Linked DNA regions of Homo sapiens: region 2 is linked to region 1. Evidence: chromatin loops called from intact Hi-C (ENCODE). Cell type or tissue: PC-9. All regions are shown on one strand. Links, peaks and the distances in the headings refer to the core of each region. The heading gives the core; the rest is flanking DNA.

The links. Hi-C counts contacts between places; a loop is a spot of excess contacts. Peaks named below come from ENCODE experiments on the same cell type or tissue, not always from the same donor. Only the 100,000 strongest peaks of a DNase experiment are listed, where the experiment ranks them.
Region 2: a loop joins it to region 1, with 4 times the contacts of the local background. A loop is called at or near these places in 7 of 110 quality-filtered maps.

The regions. Positions count from the first base shown.
Region 1 is chr1:26,362,323-26,365,230 of GRCh38, reverse strand. ZNF683 (zinc finger protein 683) reads left to right here. Exons shown (of 6, transcript NM_001114759.3): 4 at 5-699; 5 at 2,077-2,205. Among named protein-coding and RNA genes, the nearest start is that of ZNF683, 9.0 kb to the left of the region's middle. RefSeq lists enhancers at 1-489, 490-991, 1,127-1,196, 2,861-2,908. In PC-9, for the core only: CTCF peaks have their summits at 1,030 and 1,239 (motif pointing right); no DNase peak of the experiment used is centred there.
Region 2 is chr1:26,415,799-26,418,706 of GRCh38, reverse strand. All of the region lies in intron 2 of LIN28A (lin-28 RNA binding posttranscriptional regulator A), which reads right to left. Among named protein-coding and RNA genes, the nearest start is that of LIN28A, 6.4 kb to the right of the region's middle. RefSeq lists an enhancer at 1-167. In PC-9, for the core only: CTCF peaks have their summits at 1,269 and 1,469 (motif pointing right); a DNase peak (open chromatin) is centred at 1,346; H3K27ac peaks cover 876 bases.

The sequences.
Region 1 (2,908 bases), core at 240-2,739:
TTAGAGCACGAGCCACCAGGGCTGCAGGCCAGCTCCACCGATGACAAGAAATTCACAGTCAAGTACCCACAGAACAAGGACAAGCTGGGAAAACAGCCAGAAAGAGCTGGCGAGGGGGCCCCCTGCCCAGCCTTCTCCTCTCATAACAGCTCTTCCCCACCACCGCTGCAGAACAGAAAGAGCCCCAGCCCCTTGGCTTTCTGCCCCTGTCCCCCTGTCAACTCCATCTCCAAGGAGCTCCCATTTCTCCTCCACGCCTTCTACCCTGGATACCCACTTCTCCTGCCTCCACCCCACCTGTTCACCTATGGGGCCCTACCTTCTGACCAATGTCCCCACCTCCTCATGCTGCCCCAAGACCCCTCCTACCCCACCATGGCTATGCCTAGCCTGCTGATGATGGTCAATGAGCTGGGGCACCCCAGCGCTCGGTGGGAGACCCTGCTTCCCTACCCAGGGGCCTTCCAAGCCTCTGGCCAAGCTCTGCCTTCCCAGGCCCGAAATCCAGGTGCTGGAGCTGCCCCAACCGACTCCCCAGGCCTGGAGCGTGGTGGCATGGCATCTCCAGCAAAGCGGGTCCCATTGAGTTCCCAGACAGGCACCGCAGCCTTGCCTTACCCGCTGAAAAAGAAGAATGGCAAAATCCTGTACGAGTGCAACATATGTGGCAAGAGCTTTGGGCAGCTCTCCAATCTCAAGGTATCTGCCTCCTGGGCTCTGCTTCTCCCCTCAACATCCTTCAGGGCCCCCCATGCACCCGAGTCTGCTTCTAGAAGCAAGGACCTCAAAGCTAGAAGGCACTCCTGGGCAACCTCTAGGGCCAAGTGACCTTGGATGGTTCATTTGGGTGGAGATATCGGATAAGACGGCCACCAAAGTCCTCGCCACCCTAGAGGACTGCCTATGAGATCGTCTCATTTAGGTTAAAATGGGGAGACTGAGGCTTTTAATGGGCAGCGTTTGCCTAAGATTACCCCGATTTAACGGTAGTGTTAGGTTTAGTCTCTCAACATTTGCTCTGGGCAAAGAAAGCCCTTACCTGGACAACCATCCTTTCTGGACTCCAAGTTAAGCTTCTTATTTATTTTTTTGGGCAGTCAGATGAGGGAATGGGTAGATTTTGGTGAGTCTAGACCACAGTCCGATGACCAACCTTTTTCAAGTGGGATCCCACAAATCTGCGCGACCGCCGATGCGATTGGCCTCACCATCCGCATCGCCCAGCAGGGGGCGCCCAGGGAGCGCATCTCAGTGCGTTAGCAAAGGGCGGAAACTGTGCGCTCTCTGGCTAGTTCTGAAGTTGAAGGCACATTGTGGTTATGGGGAGAAGCCCTGCTGGATCCTGCAGGGCAGGAGTTCTTAAACTTTCATGAGCCTCAGACCACCTGGAGAGCTAGTAAACATGCAGATTCCTAGAGTTTTTGTGATCCTCCCACCTCAGCCTCCAGAGTAGCTCCCAGCCCCAGAGTTATCTTTTTTTTTTTTTTTTTTTTCCATATGGAGTCTCATTCTGTCGCCCACGCTGGTCTCAAACTCCTGGGCTTAAGGGATTCTCCCACTTCATCCTCCCCGGTAGCTGGGACGAAGGGTAAACACCACCACTCCTCGTTAACTTTCAAATTTTTTGTGCATACGGGGTCCCAATGTGTTTCTCAGGCTGGTATTGAACTCCTGGGCTCCATTGATCCTCCCTCCTCGGCCTCCCAAAATGCTGGGATTACAGCCACGAGAGTGTGCCCAGCCCTCCCAGAGTTTTTGATTCAGCAGGTCTGGGGCCGGACTTGAGAACCTGCATTTCTAACATGCTCCCAAAGTGTGATACCAGCACTGCTGGTCTGTGAACCACATTTTGAATAGCAGTGTTCCACAATATACCTGGGGTACCTCTTACCCCTGGCCTTCTGACCACTGCCATCTCCCCTACAGGGCAGCAGAAAGAGTAGAGTATCCTGGGGATGATGGGCCCTGAGGGAGATGACGGGGAGGGAGAGAGAAGTGGGCAGAGATTTGGAGAGGACCTCAGGCCCTGCTAGGGGTGCTGGGCAGTTGGCAGCATTTATCCCGCATCTGACTCAGGTCCACCTGCGTGTGCACAGTGGAGAGCGTCCATTCCAGTGTGCCTTGTGCCAGAAGAGCTTCACTCAACTTGCCCACCTGCAGAAGCACCACCTGGTGCACACTGGGGAGCGGCCCCACAAGTGCTCGGTGAGATCCTTCTCCCCCTACTATGTACTCCTATAGGCTGGAGAGGAGTTTTAGGCCCTTGGAGGGCTGGCACCTGCAGCCTCCATTCCCCAGTCCTCCTGAGCAAGTGGAGATGGGAAGGGGGAGTGAAAATTGAAAATGACTCCTCTCAGCCTGGAATGGGTAATACTGAAGGTCACTCCAAAGGCCTGCAGGAGGGAGAGAACAATGAAGTTGGAGGTCATGGAGAGTGTATGTATACCCATTATCTACCTCCCTGAGTTATTGGAGGAGTTAATGCTATAGTGTACCCAGAGTATCCAAGTAGGAAAACTATTAGCTTGATGTCAGCTCCCTCCTTCTGTGAGCCTGGCCACATCCCTCGGGAAATCAGAAGGGCAGGGGTTCTTTCCCATTTTACAGGGGCAGAAATGAAAGCAGTGCCATGATTATGAGTCCGGGCTGCATAGTCGGGCCACCTGTGTTCAAATCCTAGCTCTGCCTTCAACTTGCTGTGTGACCTTTGGCTAGTGGCTTCACTCCTCTGAGACTCTGCTTTCTTACTATAATATAGGACTTGTACTAATACTTAGTCATGCTTCCCTAGGGTCCTGGGGAAGACTAGATGAAACCAACTGCAGGCATGTGGCAGCCCCCTGTAAATGTTCATTACAATCTACTGAAGCTGCAGCTTCATACTTAAGAGTTCTATGTGATTATCTCA
Region 2 (2,908 bases), core at 134-2,633, 54 kb before region 1:
TTCAGATAAATTATTTTAAAGGGGAGGGGGAGAGAAGGCATGACCCATATCATCCTTTCCCAATTTCTTCAAGTTAGGACTGTGGGGAGCCTACATGGGCCTACTGTGTTGGGGAATGTGGCATCAGACAACAGACAGCATTTCTTTTTCTTTTTTTTTTTTTTAAAAAGTCTGGCTCTGTTGCCCAGGCCGGAGTGCAGTGGCACAATCTCGGCTCACTGCAAGCTCCGCCTCCCGGGTTCACGCCATTCTCCTGCCTCAGCCTGCCGAGTAGCTGGGACTACAGGCTCCTGCCACCATTCCTGGCTAATTTTTTGTATTTTTAGTAGAGACGGGGTTTCACCGCGTTAGCCAGGATGGTCTCGATCTCCTGACCTCATGATCTACCCGCCTCGGCCTCCCAAAGTGCTGGGATTACAGGCGTGAGCCACCGCGCCCACCCCAAGCATTTCTTTTTCTTTTTTTGATAACAGGGAAGGAATCTCTCCAGTTAAAGTACTTAGGCCTTCTGATCCCTTCTTAATACCTCAGTAATTGCCTGCCTTACCCTATCCAACCCACACCAAGTACCTCATCCCAGCTTCAATTTATGCCTTTGCAAGCTTAGAGATAGAATGAGCCTTAGGGGTCACTTAGGAAATGTGGAGTTAAAAACAAAAGAAAACATTATAAAAGAAAAAAGTATGAAGAGAAAAAAAAAAAACAACACAAAGGAACCTAAGTGTCCTTTCTCCAGAAGTGGCAACAGAATTTCAGGGTACTTGCTACAGTTGTGCAGATTAAAGCTGGGGTTCTTGGCTCTTCCGCAAGAGGCTATTCCAGATCTTCTTCCAGGGCCATTCCAGCCGGAAGATTCTGTAGTGCAGGTCTCTACCTCAATTCTAGGTTCTTAGCTTGCACAAGCATTTGTTGAATGTCTAAGTACTATGCAAAATAACTGTTACTAATTGATTCTTACTGTAGGCTAAGTGGCATTCTAACCACTTTACGTGTTGTAACTCATTTAACCCTCATATCAAACTGGTGCAGTGGGGTGATATGAAGACCCTCATTTTACAGCTTGAGGACATGGAGGCAGAGGGGTTAATAAGCACCTTGGTTAAAGTCGCAATAAGAGGCAAGAGCTGAGCTGAGTGCAGCTGGCCTAACTCTCCCCAGTGCAATTCATTATGATGCAAGTCACATATATAATTGAAAACTTTCTAGTAGCTACGTTTAAAAAAGCAGCTGATGAAAGTAATTTTAATGATTCAGTCCTGTGGTGTCACATCCCTAACTTAGCTTCATTCCTGGAGGTAAGATTTGGTAAGGGAGAACCAACCGGTTCTCCCAGAAGCAGTTATTCGATGGTGTGTGTGTCAAGGAGGGTGTGTGTCAAGGAGGTTGGTGAAAGGGGTGTCTGGAACAGAAGGCTGCAGGCAGCCAATCCCTCTGATCCCCTCTGCTCAGCCACAGCCAGGCCCTGTAGCTCCTGCCTGGAGTTCTCCACCAGATGGCGCTGCTCAGCCTGTCTGCCCAAAGGTAAGCCCGAGGGCGCCTATACCAGGAGGTACTGAGTGGCCCGCTACCTGGTCTGAGCTGTGAACTCAAGTGTTCGGGTAGATTTATCTCCACAGCTCCTTAGGGCAGTCATCTTGTCCTCCCCGTCCCACCCTGCCCCCACCCAACCACCGGCTTGATCAGGGATAAGAATGAAAGGTTCCTAGACTTTTAGGCCAGAAACTCAGTTCTTATATTCTACTGCTTAGAAAAGCCAAGTCCTGTCTAAATTAAATAACACCACGCTGGGCCAGTCATGGTGGCTCATGCCTGTAAATCCAGCACTTTGGGAGGCCGAGGCAGGCGGATCACCACGAGGTCAGGAGTTCGAGACCAGCCTGGCTAACATGGTGAAACCCCATCTCTACTAAAAATACAAAACATTAGCCGGGCATGGTGGCAGGTGCCTCTAATCCCAGCTACTCGGGTGGCTGAGGCAGGAAAATCGCTCAAACCTGGGAGGTGGAGGTTGCAGTGAGCTAAGACGGCGCCACTGCACTCCAGCCTGGGCAACAGAGAGAGATTCCGTCTCAAAAAAAATAAAAAACCTCGATGGTGAGATCATGTTAAATAAGTCTGTATCAACTGTGTATTCTCCCCCAACTCCTTTGACCTCCCACTCTGACTATGTGGCCAGTGGTTGCTATTCATGCCTGCAGGAAGACAGGAGGCATAGTTTTACCTAGGGCAGTTACTCCAAAAAACAAGAATTCCAGTAGAGTGTGATTAGCAATGTTCAAAAAACTAAATGGCCCTGGTGAATGTTACTGAAAACCACTTGTAAGGCAGGCAGCAGTGTCAACAACCAGAGGGTAGAAACATCCCATATTTGAAGCTTTGTTCAGGATGGTGTCACAGCCTTTACTTTACACTGTCGCCGGGCATCATGGCTCATGCCTGTAATCCCAGCACTTTGGGAGTCCCAGGCAGGTGGATCACTTGAGGTCAGGAGTTTGAGACCAGCCTGGACAACATGACGAAAACCCTTCTCTACTAAAAATACTAAAATTAGCTGGGTGTGGTGGTGTACATCTGTAATCCCAGCTACTTGGGAGGCTGAGGCAGGAGAATTGCTTGAACCCAAAAGTCAGAAGTTGCAGTGAGCCGAGTTCGTGCCACTGCACTCCAGCCTGGGCGACAGAGCAAGACTCTATCTCAAAAAATAAAAATAAAAATAAAAAAAAGACATTGTCTAGAAGCATGTCTCAGAAAGAAGAGGACCCCAGAAGATTCCACAATGTCTTCATGAACCTTCCTACCTCTCTACCAACTTTCTGAAAAATCGAGTCAATTTATTTTTAAGCTGCCTTTTCTTATTAAGACAGAAATAACTCATGGATGACCACTAAATCCGTGGCTTCCACTCTGT